Linked DNA regions of Homo sapiens: region 2 is linked to region 1. A link is a contact called in ENCODE Hi-C or POLR2A ChIA-PET data. All regions are on one chromosome and are shown on one strand. The core of a region is the stretch at or near the end of the contact, and the rest is flanking DNA. Distances in the headings are between cores, read along the strand shown. Region 1 has its middle 110 kb from the start of MIR4693. Region 2 has its middle 47 kb from the start of MIR4693.

Region 1 (6,754 bases), core at 2,760-5,259:
GGCCTCATAAAATGAGTTAGGGAGGATTCCCTCTTTTTCTGTTGATTGGAATAGTTTCAGAAGGAATGGTACCAATTCCTCCTTGTACCTCAGGTACAATTCAGCTGTGAATCCATCTGGTCCTGGACTCTTTTTTGTTGGTAAGCTATTGATTATTGCCACAATTTCAGAGCCTGTTATTGGTCTATTCGGAGATTCAACTTCTTCCTGGTTTAGTCTTGGGAGGGTGTGTGTGTCGAGGAATTTATCCATTTCTTCTAGATTTTCTAGTTTATTTGTGTAGAGGTGTTTGTAGCATTCTCTGATGGTAGTTTGTATTTCTGTGGGATCGGTGGTGATATCCCCTTTATCATTTTTTATTGCGTCTATTTGATTCTTCTCTCTTTTCTTCTTTATTAGTCTTGCTAGTGGTCTATCAATTTTGTTGATCCTTTCAAAAAACCAGCTCCTGGATTCATTAATTTTTTGAAGGGTTTTTTGTTTCTCTATTTCCTTCAGTTCTGCTCTGATTTTAGTTATTTCTTGCCTTCTGCTAGCTTTTGAATGTGTTTGCTCTTGCTTTTCTAGTTCTTTTAATTGTGATGTTAGGGTGTCAATTTTGGATCTTTCCTGCTTTCTCTTGTGGGCATTTAGTGCTATAAATTTGCCTCTACACACTGCTTTGAATGTGTCCCAGAGATTCTGGTATGTTGTATCTTTGTTCTCATTGGTTTCAAAGAACATCTTTATTTCTGCCTTCATTTCATTATGTACCGAGTAGTCATTCAGGAGCAGGTTGTTCAGTTTCCATGTGGTTGAGTGGTTTTGAGTGAGTTTCCTAATCCTGAGTTCTAGTTTGATTGCACTGTGGTCTGAGAGACAGTTTGTTATAATTTCTGTTCTTTTACATTTGCTGAGGAGAGCTTTACTTCCAACTATGTGGTCAATTTTGGAATAGGTGTGGTGTGGTGCTGAAAAAAATGTATATTCTGTTGATTTGGGGTGGAGAGTTCTGTAGATGTCTATTAGGTCCGCTGGGTGCAGAGCTGAGTTCAATTCCTGGGTATCCTTGTTAACATTCTGTCTCGTTGATCCGTCTAATATTGACAGTGGGGTGTTAAAGTCTCCCATTATTATTGTGTGGCAGTCTAAGACTCTTTGTGGGTCTCTTAGGACTTGCTTTATGAATCTGGGTGCTCTTGTATTGGGTGCATATATATTTAGGATAGTTAGCTCTTCTTGTTGAATTGATCCCTTTACCATTATGTAATGGCCTTCTTTGTCTCTTTTGAACTTTGTCGTTTTAAAGTCTGTTTTATCAGAGACTAGGATTGCAACCCCTGCCTTTTTTTGTTTTCCATTTGCTTGGTAGATCTTCCTCCATCCTTTTATTTTGAGCCTCTATGTGTCTCTGCACATGAGATGGGTTTCCTGAATAGAGCACACTGATGGGTCTTGAGTCTTTATCCAATTTGCCAGTCTGTGTCTTTTAATTGGAGCCTTCCTCTGGAAGTTTTGTCTCAGAGGACTACCTAGCCGTGTGAGGTGTCAGTCTGCCCCTACTGGGGGGTGCCTCCCAGTTAGGCTGCTCGGGGGTGGGGGGTCAGGGACCCACTTGAAGAGGCATTCTGCCCGTTCTCAGATCTCCAGCTGTGTACTGGGAGAACCACTGCTCTCTTCAAAGCTGTCAGACAGGGACATTTAAGTCTGCGGAGGTTACTGCTGTCTTTTTGTTTGTCTGTGCCCTGCCCCCAGAGGTGGAGCCTACAGAGGCAGGCAGGCCTCCTTGAGCTGTGGTGGGCTCCACCCAGTTCGAGTTTCCTGGCTGCTTTGTTTACCTAAGCAAGCCTGGGAAATGGCGGGCACCCCTCCCCCAGCCTCGCTGCTGCCTTGCAGTTTGATCTCAGACTGCTGTGCTAGCCATCAGGAGACTCCGTGGGCGTCTCGCTGCCAGGACCTTCCCAGCCATGTGCGGGATATAATCTCGTGGTGCACCGTTTTTTAAGCCCGTCGGAAATGCGCAGTATTCGGGTGGGAGTGACCCCATTTTCCAGGTGCCCTCTGTCACCCCTTTCTTTGACTAGGAAAGGGAACTTCCTGACCCCTTGTGCTTCCCGAGTGAGGCAATGCCTCGCCCTGCTTCAGCTCGTGTACGGTATGCTGCACCCACTGTCCTGTGCCCACTGTCTGGCACTCCCTAGTGAGATGAACCTGGTACCTAGGATGGAAATGCAGAAATCACCCATCTTTTGTGTCGCTCACGCTGGGAGCTGTAGACTGGAGCTGTTCCTCTTTGGCCATCTTGGCTGCTTCCCACAATAATTGTTAAGTAGTCTTTAAGGTTTATAAATCCCTTTCATATGTATTATTTAATTTACTCCTCATGACAGCCATATAAGGTATCATCATTACTTTCCCTGTTTTGCATGTTGGGAATTGGGCCTCAAAAAGGAAAAATGATTTATTTGTCCAAGTTTACTCAGTAAGAATCAGAGCAAGTTTTCAGGCTTTGTTTCCCTGACTTCAAATACTAAGCCTTTTTATTCCCCAGGGCATGAACTCCCACTCAAGTTCAAGTGAAACTGCTTAGAAGTAGTATATATATATTTATAAGTATAGTGCAAACAGTTAGGTCCCAATGATACTTCATTGTCCAAATGCAATAACTAAAATTTTTTGAGAACTTCAAGCACTGTCTAAACACTTTGTGTGTACTGACTCATTTAATCCTTATGAGAATATTATGAGGTAGTCACCATCATCTTCATCATCTTCATTACCATCTTCTTCCCCATATTACAGAAACTAAGGCACAGAAGTGTTAGAGATAATGATGAGCATCTCAAATAGCTCATGGTAGATCTGGGATTTGGACCCAGGCAATCTGATGTAAAAGCCCCTGCCCTAAATCTCTACACTCTGCTTCCTATTACTGAGACTGGTCATAAACATCTGTCACTGGAACCATCCCTCTCAGACCTAGCACATGCACCAGAGCTCAAGGGTGAAATAGGAGTTTCAATGTAATCCATTGTTTTGGAACTCATAATCCAGAACCTATTGTGTAGTTTTGTTCCACCATTCATTCACTTACTCATTGAAACATTCACTCATTCATCCATTCAGTGGATACCTACAGATCTCTTACTGCATGCCAAGGTTTCTGCTGGGAGCTCTGCCAGCAACTGTGGGCCCTGGGCCTCTCCGCAAGAGTCTCTCCCATCCTGCCTCGTGATGTTAATCCACATACCTTCATGCTCTCTCTGTGGTGCCTCCAATCCTGCACACAGCATTCCAGGCATCTATGCACGGATACCCCCTTTCCACTTACACAAAGCCCTTTATATTCAGCAACATTCTATAGCTCCTCACAGCAAACCCTAGAGGATGGAGCAGTCATTGTTGCTGATTCCCACTTACAGATGAGAGAGTTCAACTTTTGCTTTTTTAGTTAAACCTCTGTATCAAGGTAACTCTCAGAAAAGTCTTCCAATAATTAAATATTACATTTGGAGAGTGAAACATCATTGGCTCTCAGCCACAGGGCTACAGGGGTGTTATGTATAATTGGATAACTAATAATAAACTACCAAAATTTGCCAGTAATTTTTTTCTAAAAAGAAATTTATGTGCGTTCCATGTTATCTCTGTAAGAACCTAGCTTTTACTTGCATTTCTATATGTTTTCTTTTGTAGAAGTAACAGTGCTATAACTGGTGGGTGCTAGGAATTGCTCCAACATGCAATCTCTCTGTACCACAGCCCAGGGGAAGCTGTTGTCAGGAATAGTAGCTTGTCCAAGGTCACATAGTGTCAGAACCGGGACTCAAATGAGGTCCCAATTCCCTAGACTATTGGTGATTTTTTTTTCCACTCCATGACATCCTGTCCCGCTTTCCTACCTCAACTCTGCCTTTTGGAATCCTACCCTGAAAACCTTGTTTTAACAGGGTGGGACCAGGGCCAGAAAAGGTCAGAACGAGTCCACTTACAATTTTTGGACACACTTCTGGAAAGGCTTCCCACAACACCAACAATGACTGCCAGGGCCTGCCAACAGCTCCCAAGTTCTAAGTTGCCAACCCTCACCAAAGATAGCACATGCTAGTCTAATTATTTCTTACCCTTTCAAAGCAAATATTCCTGAAGAAAGACTGGCCTATCACTTGTTAAAATGCATTGTGAGCATTTCTAGGCACTCTGACTAAAAAAAAAAATTTTAAAGCTCTGTCAGTTTCATGCAAATAGTGTGTAAGTTGAAAGCGTACTGTCAAATATTCGAGCCCTGAAGGGTTTGAGGCAAAACCAAGAGAAGCAATCAATGAGGAGATTTTTCATGGACCTTGGCTCATTTACATTCTGCTAATTTACTGAGACAAAGTGAAGCCTGGCAACTAATTGAGAAGGCTCTTGATGCTGGAATATTTTGTGTAAATGAAAACCTGCCAGTCTGGTTTTTTTTTTTTTTTTTTTGAGAAAAATATGCTTCTAAAGACAGAATTATTTAATATTATAGATGTTTAGATTTCTACATTTAAAAGTGTAAAAGTGGACATAAAACATCTTAATTAAATCGGTTTCTCTGCAAAGGACTGAGCAATGGCTTTTGGCTCCTGAAGGCTGGTATTAAATTTAGTGTCTCTTGCAGAACTGAAGTCTTTATGATACCACACTGCGGTAACTGTGAGTGTGGTTGCAAGTGTGAATTATTTGTGCTGAAGGCCTAGGGAATGCTGTTATAACTTAAACTGTTTTAGATCTACAAAGAGCAAATAACTGGAACAGATAAGATTTCCCATTGTCACATGCTGTGGCTTGGAACTCAGACACAGGGAGCCAGTTGGGAAGAGAAATAGGGAAACTTTCTTTATATCTTTTATCTTTCTGACCAAATGAAAGGTATAAACACAGGATTCTGAACTGACTAGCATGTTCATGCAAATGCAGGGAGCTAGGGGAACAAACCCAATGAAGATATTTTACAGTTTGGTATTTTTCGCTCCCCTTCAAATTTAAGGGCAAGACACTTTGCCTGGTATAGTGCCCTTTGGGTTTGGAAAGCACATATTGGGGCTTAATTGAATTGTTCCTTATAATAGTCTGGGACCACACATGTTAGTTACCTCTGCCCCATTAGGCCACAAGCTGGTCCATGATCACCCTTCTTAATTTGCATTTTTGGCTCCTGGTATCAACATCAGGACACTCATTCTGAGGCAGAATGCCAAAAACATAGACCCCAGACGCCCTAATCTAAGTGTTCTAGTTCTGTGATGGTATGAGATTGAGTTAGGCAGACAGAGGACTGGTGAACTGTATATGGATTCTGAAACTGTGAATTGTGCATCTTCTGAGTAATTGGTTTAGAAGCAATCAGGGGTTTAGCTAGAACAGTCGGGTTTCTGGTGTTGGCAGCAGGCTCTTGGAGTGCCTTCGTAATGTTTCATCCTCTTCACGTGTACAGGGCACAGTAAATCAGGTATTTGTAAGTCAGGGCTGCCTGTGCCAGAAGCATGTAAAAATAGCATGTATTGAGTACTACTGTGAGTCAGGCACAGTGCTAAGTGCTTTGCATACACAATCTTCTTCAATCCTTACTTTAGTCCTCTGTGATGTGTATTCTTGTTAACATCCCCAAAAGAAGACAGAAAGGCTAAATAATTTGTCCAGAGTGAAAGACCTGGTAACTGGCAGAGGCAGGATTTGACCCTGTCCGAACTTACCAAGTGCAATGAACAAAATACTACTTCCAGGTAGAAAGAAGAGAGTTGAACATCTAGGTAGAAAGAAGAGAGAAAGCCTCTAGGGATCAGGATGAGTCATGCAGCAGGTCACCGAGCAAGATGATTAAAACACTGGAATCAAGGAACAAATCTCCAAAGTCAGTTTCCAAGAAATGTAATTTAAATGTTTCATGCAATAGCATCTTACCTTTGATCATGATATTTTTCAAAGTTGACTACTGGAAACACAAATTAAAAAAAAAAAAGCTTTAAAGTTATCCATAGAAGATCAATGTAAAGTTGAAACTCACATGTACAACCTGTTAAGGCACAATGTCCTACTTTGTGGTTTTCACACCAGGCTTGGGAGACTGCAAACACTTATTAATCTTATGCATGTGGCTGGGTGCACAAAAGCCAGCCCATGCATTTGGCCTTTGGATAGGAAACCCACAACTCACACCAGGAGGACATATGTCCTAAAATTTCCTTGAAGAGAGGTAGGCAAATTCTTATTTCACAGGCTTTTGGAGCAACTGGGTTAAGTGATCCCTTCTGTCTGTCTCCTTGTTCTTCTGCCACAATGCCAATGGTCCAGGCTCTTCACAGGGGTAAGACAAATTCCTGAGTGCCCAATGGGCACTCTACACTGGAGATGGAATCAGGGCACCATCTTGGATCCAGTGAGCACCCTAGGAAAGTAAATCTCACTCAAAGATGAGAGGGCTGAGTTCCCTCCACCCTTCCTAGTCAGCTGCCTTGAATTGTCTATTGGCTACTTCTGGGATGTTTTTGTATTTCCTGGGCTGGTCTGATTTTCTGTTTGTTTGGTATTTTGTTGGTTTTGTTTTGATATTTATCTAGATGTCACTATGACAACTATTTATTATTACAAATATTGTGCATGTCAGTGAGGTGGGATTTAATGTTTATGGTCTTTCTATCCACTGTATGATCTGCTTCCCAAATTTAATTGCCCACTCTATGTTTAGAATTATGAGGCTAGTTGATTCCAAGCTCAATGTTAATTTAATCCTTTTTCTTCCCCTTTC
Region 2 (6,382 bases), core at 3,867-6,366, 64 kb before region 1:
CAACATAATCAGACAAACAGAATGTTATAGGTTGCAAATAAAAGAATTTAGATACTGTTTCTTTCTGTGCTACCTACCATATCCAACACTGGATAAATTGCTCAGAAAACAAATGTTAGTGTATTCAGCTTTAAGTCAAGGTTAATGCATAACTCAAAGAATTTTAAAGGGATCTATAAACCCACAAAGTGCTTAGAATTCTTTCAATCAAATCACATTGTAAACATTGGGTAAAGGACTGAGAGACTGTCATATGCTACTATTTTCTGTATTTTGACTTCTGTGTATATGGTAATAGGTGCACAGCAAGCAGTGAATTTAATTCATAATACCTGTTATGTAGTTCAATCCCAGAAAATAGAGGGAAAAAACTGGAGTGTAGCTTAGGAAATAGTATTGTTGTTGAGGCTCTTAGGAAACAGTATTATTGTTGAGGCTCTGTTGTGATATTAGGAAATCAGTAGCCTTTCACACACTCGAGCAAGGAAGCTGACTGTTAGTGTAGGACTCCAAAGTCTCTTGATCTACAGGCTTTAAATCATTGCTTAGGAAAAAAAAATAAACAATATATTCTTGTACTAGCAAATCAGGAATTAATGATAAATTATTTAGATGACTGCAAATTGCCTGTGGTTTTCACCTTGAGTATATGCACTACAAGCAGATGACTGGGTTTTTGTTGTTGTTGTTGTTGTTGTTTCTGAGACGGAGTCTTGCTCTGTCACCCAGGCTGGAGTGCAGTGGCGCGATCTCGGCTCACTGCAACCTCTGCCTCCCAGGTTCAAGCAATTCTCTTGCCCCACCCTCCCAAGTAGCTGGGATTACAGGCATGTGCCACCACGCCTGGCTAATTTTTGTATTTTTACTAGAGACGGGGTTTCACCATATTGGCCAGGCTGATTTCAAATTCCTGACCTCGTGATCTTCCCGCCTCGGCCTCCCAAAGTGCTGAGATTAGAGGCATGAGCCTGAGCCACCGTGCCCGGCCCAGGTGATTGTTTTCAGAGGATGTTTGGAGTTCTTTATTAGCAGACAGGATGCATTCATTAAGTATTCACTAAACGTGTATTGAACACCTACTATGTGTTCAGCTCTGTAGAGAGTGCTGAGATGAGTCATATATGGTCCCTACCTTTAAGGAACTCATCATCTAATGGAAGAGAGAGATATATCGACTGCCAACTGCAGGATGCATCCCAATATCATTCTTTCTCAGAGAGACCACACACGGAAGAAATAATGTGGGAAACATGGAAATATACTCAAAAGTCAGACAGAAGGAGGGTTATAGAATTAAAACCTATTAAATAATAATAACATTTAGAAAATACAGAATTGGATATATGGGAATCTTGTTGCAGAAGGAGGGGAAGCAAAGAGTTGGACTGAGGTTAGAGATAATGAGGGAACATGATGTGGCCAATGAGAGAAGCAGGGAGAGTTGTGGAGGAGAAAGTGTAGTGTAGTTGTGGAGGAGAAAGTGTAGTGGGGAGAAAGTGTACTAGACAAAGCAGGCCTCCGCTCCTGAAAGAAGCCAGTGACAGCAGAACACAGAGTCTCCCACCCATATGAACCTCTGGGAGAGCCAGCAGAAACCTCAATCTTTTCCCCAAGGGGTCACAGGACGAGTGGCTACAGGAAAGGCCATGGCCAATGCTTATAGCCTTGCTTACTCTTCCTCATTTTGCCTTCATATGGCCTTGATCTGGCCTATCTAGTGGGGTGATACGTGACAGAAATACCACAAAAAACATGAAATGTATCCTCTGTTTGCTTTAATCCTACAACAGTCTCTGCACTTAGCTAAGAGACATAAGGATGACTTTGTCCCATGGTGGAGTGGCGAGGATACTCCAAACTCCAAAACTGTATATTCTTAATTGTAAGTTCAAAAGCTTTGATCTAAGTGGGAGTTATAAGGATTTGGAATAAAATATTACAGAAGCTGGTTACTTCCTCTTCCTACCAATGCTATAATGTTTTAGTTTGAGTCTGCTGCTGGGATAGGGAGGAGTTATTTAATCTGGCTGAGTTTAAATTTTAAATGACTGAGAAAACACTGAGTAGTGTATCACCCTAGAGAAGTCTGCAGAAATAGAATTCAAGGTAGAAATTAAGTCCAATTTTAGAAAAACAGAGAGAGCAACATTTTTGCGCACAAGAATTTGTGAGTTGGGAAAGTTGCCTCCCCCAAACCTACTTTCATAATTTATAAAGATATTTCCTTTTAAACTAACTTCTGGGGATTTGTGTGTGAAAAAAATTACTGCATTATAGGTGTTAAAAAGTGCTTTAGGAGCCCTGTATGATTTGACTTGAACTTTTCTTTCTATAAATTCTTATTTGCTAAAGCTTAAAGGCCCTCACCAGAGTTATTTTTCTTTGGCTTTGTAATAATTTGCATCTGAATCTTGATTCCTTGCCCTGTGAAACACCGTGATTTGGGGAATTAATGGTGTTCTGAATAATATATTTAGGATGCCCAGGTAGGCTTAAATAGGAATCCTATCTGGATAGTCACACTGGGTTCTCTCCAGGAGGTAGGCATACCTGGGAACTCTTGAGAAGGGTGGACCAACTGTCTGTTTCCATGGGGAATTATCTACATCAACACTCCTGAGAAAGAACTTATCCTAAAGGAAAAGAATACAGATTAACAAGATGTCTCTCTGGACTCACGTCTGAGTCACAAGATTAGGGACTGCAATCAAGAGTGGAAAAAATCTTGAAGAATTGACTCACTAAAGCTTCCGTCAGACATTGACAGCTCAATGGAGCATTGCTTTGCAGCCCCTGTAATGGTAATCATATGAAAGCATTTGCCCCACCCCAGGGTGACCGTGGGAACCTGGAGAAGTTAAGAAATGAATGTAATAGACTGAACTGCAAGCTGTGGCAGTCTGGGTCTGGAAGGAGAAGAAGCTGTAGAAGATATTTTCCTTCAGTAGCTTCTCCACAGCCATGGTGGGAGATGGCAGAAACAGCCAGCATCACTTCTGGGAGGTGGACCACAGAAGAGAAAAAGAAACAACAGACCCAATAGGGTAGGTAAAGGATGCCCTCCTTCACTCAGGAGAAACAGTTCTTTCCTTCTCAGTCTCCTCTGAGAGGAATTTGAAGAGATAGAGTTGGGGGTTGAGAATAGGCTGGAGTGGCTATAGAGTGAGTGGGGACAAAGTCAAGGAACTTCTGTGTGTGTGTGTGTGTGTGTGTGTGTGTGTGTGTGTGTGTGTTTGCATGTCTGTTTATTGTCACTGTAAATCTATTGTTTACCCCTAAGATCTGGCCTGGTTAAACAACAACAACAAAGGTCTGCTTCAGTTTTTGGGAGGACCTTCTAAGTAGATTTCTGAATTAGGCCTCTCTTCAATTGTCTGGGGTCCCTTTCACATGAAGACTTTTCTGAAGTGGTCCTAACTCCATCACTTAAAGTGCTGTTCTAGCTTACAGGTCCACCAACGGAGGACCTAGATGGTTAGTTGTGATTTCTGAGGGGAGTGGTGGTGGTCATTATTGTCATTTTCCAGATGATGGGTAATCAATGTAGACAAAGGCTCTCCCTGGCAAAGTGACAAGAGTATAAGGAATCAGGAGGTGTTAATTAGCCTTTCGTGGCTCAGCTTCTTCATCTGTGAAACTGAGGTGATTCTTACAGTGTAGTGTGCAACAGAATCATCTGCAGAACTAAAAACAAAAAGAGCAGCTACTTGAGCTTCATAAATACCAAGTTAGAATAACTGCAGGTGAATTTCAAAAGAGCTCCATAGGCATGTCCACCCCACTGGTTAAGGACCACTGAACCATATTTTTCTCCAGGTTCCCTTTCACCTTTGAAATGCTATTGTTCCTCATAAATTTGTATATAATGTTTGTGGAAGATTAAATAGGCACAGTACATATTAAAATTTGTGAGACTTTTAACTTTTTTTAAATAGAAATTTATCCCAAAGAAATTAGGTAATGCACACAAACATGTGTAGTCCAGAATAATTATTCTTGATTATGAAAGCAAACCATTGAGACAACACCAACAATTAACAATAAGATCTTATTTATGAGATAAATTGTGGTATATCCCTAAAACAAGTTACAATTAGTCAATGAAAATTTAATTTTAAGAGACTAATTAATGATATGGAAAATGTTCATAATATATTTGTAAAATAAAAGCAAATTAAAAAATATATGCAAGTGTGGTTGTATATGGTTATAAGTGTGTGAAAATTTATGCTGAATGAAAGATGCTAGACACAAAAGAGTATACATGGTGTGACTCCACTTATGTAAAACTCTAAAAATGACAAATCCAATCTATAGTGGAAAAAAGAACAGTGGTTGCCTGAAACAAAGTAGACATTAGAACTGGACACAAGGCAACTTTTCGAAGTGATGGGAATGCTTTTTATTTTGGTCCTGATGGTGGTTACATGGGCATATAATTTGAAAACTTAAAGTGGGTACATTGTATGGTCTGAAAATTATTCTTCAATTAAAAATATATTTTCTTTCAACTATGTAAAAATGAATATCTAGAAAATTTTTTTGTATAAATACCTAAATTCTAAGCTGCTAAAACAAGTAAACTACTGAAACAAAATGAGGTGAACACTATTCCTTCCATTTTTTACAACTATATGTGCCTGTGCTTTTAAAAAAATACTGGACATATGTAAATATAAATACAAATGGTGGTTATTATGTTTGATGGTGGAATTAGAATTTTTATTATACTTTTCTATGGCTTTTTTTCAAAATTTCTAAAATGAACATGTTATAATTTTTACTAGAAGAAAATAATCATTTTTAAATGTCTGTTTAGAAGATGTTAAGCTGAACACAAAAGCACTGGAAGAACAGATGAACCAAGAGTTTCATTGTTAAGTTATTCTTATCTCTAATAAAATGTGACCTTTATTAAAAAGAAAAAAAAAAACCAGCAGCAGCAATAACAACGTGGGCGAAAAGTGACCGGGTGGGAATGTGCACTGGAGTTATTGAGGGAGCCAAATACACATTCAAAGCTCGTGGGCATGTGGGAATGTCTGTTTCCTTTCATTGAGATGGGCGGAATCTTGGCCAGTTGTAGCAGAATCTCTGGCCTATTTTTGTTCAAGAACTAAGGCCTGTTGCCTTCCCCAGCTGGCGCCCCCCTGTTGTCAGCCCACTGTACTCCAACGTTTCCTGGGTCTGTACAGAGCACAGGTCTGTACATCTCATAGCACAGGTCTGTAAATCCTACACCACAGCCAACTGTTCACAGTGCCCTGGGCAATGGGGAAAAAAAGAAAAGAAAAGAAACACCAGCACTAACCAAGGGACATGCCAGAGATAAAGGAAATGACACAGGCAGTTGCTCTGGAATAAATAAGCAGAGGGGAAAAATGTGGCTGGGAACCTCAACAAGGATGCAGGAGAGGAAGTAAACAAGCAAACAAAGCTCAAGGCTGAGATGTCCTGGAACAAAAGCCCAGCACCTAGGGGAGGATAAAAATCTCACCAGGACCACAGGAAATAGAGAACTTCCTTGGTAGAATCAACTTGACAAATATCCTACAGAGCCATCGATTGTGAAGTCCTGGTCAGCTCTCTGGGTCTGTTCGCTCCTGAAGAATGGGGTGGCTTAAATCCAGGTGGCTGCTTAACAGGATAAACTCAGAAGTGTCCAGACCTAGATGCCAAGTCTAGCACTCCCAGTTGTGATGTAGGGGGTACAATTCTCATAGAATACAAAGAAAGGTGTCCCCCTGGGGTGGCATACATGCTAAGGGTCACTTCCTAAACCTCATCCATAAAATGAGGTTAATCATACCTGCCTCAGATTCTGTAGTACAGGTCAATGACATGATTATGGATTACCCAGTTTCTCCGGGGCCCACTAACTTCTCGTCTAATTGAGATTGCAGTAATAGTTTTGTTGTCTTTTTCCCCTTCCTGTTAGGCTTTGTTAGGAGAATACTCAAGTCTGCTTACACTTAAATTTTTGGAGATTTTTCTAATGACTTAACGCTTTAGAATTTTATTTACTCTTCCCTCCTTTCCTAGAATCCAGACACGGCCTCATCAGATAAGACTAGAAACAGCTCCAGGTCAAAGACAACTCCTCTGTAGTTAGAATTATCACTTCCCTTCAGCCCCGATACTTGATTATCAGATCAAAACTCTGGTGTCCGACTCATCTTTCCTTAGAAGGAGTTCTTGGCTAAGAAACTTCTCAGCCTCTCATGTAAATGGGTTTCTGTTGGACACAAATTTTGGCTATAGGTGCAAGTTTGTTGAACAGTGCCTGCCTATTTCATACTAAGCTCTCAGGAAAAGGAAAAGTAGATCTCACTGTCCACTTGGAAATGATGGTCATGTGAATGAAAGACCAGGGTGAATGCTC

The links. A loop is a pair of places that touch in the nucleus more often than their neighbours do. ChIA-PET counts read pairs that join two places held with the same protein, here RNA polymerase II (POLR2A). Pooled maps may share reads with other maps.
Region 2: a loop to region 1 is called in a map of cardiac septum, with 3 times the contacts of the local background. The contact joins two enhancer-like sites. A Hi-C loop is called at or near these places in 1 of 168 maps with a recorded cell type or tissue (cardiac septum) and 2 of 50 pooled maps. POLR2A ChIA-PET finds 5 or more read pairs at or near these places in 1 of 52 experiments (OCI-LY7).

Annotation. Positions count from the first base shown.
Region 1 is chr11:103,734,431-103,741,184 of GRCh38, reverse strand. No RefSeq gene overlaps it. Among named protein-coding and RNA genes, the nearest start is that of MIR4693, 110 kb to the left of the region's middle. RefSeq lists an enhancer at 1,468-2,013. Within about 2 kb of position 4,009, at least 4 of the 41 ENCODE cell types and tissues checked have a DNase peak (open chromatin) inside an H3K27ac peak, as active enhancers do.
Region 2 is chr11:103,799,650-103,806,031 of GRCh38, reverse strand. No RefSeq gene overlaps it. Among named protein-coding and RNA genes, the nearest start is that of MIR4693, 47 kb to the left of the region's middle. Within about 2 kb of position 5,116, at least 5 of the 41 ENCODE cell types and tissues checked have a DNase peak (open chromatin) inside an H3K27ac peak, as active enhancers do.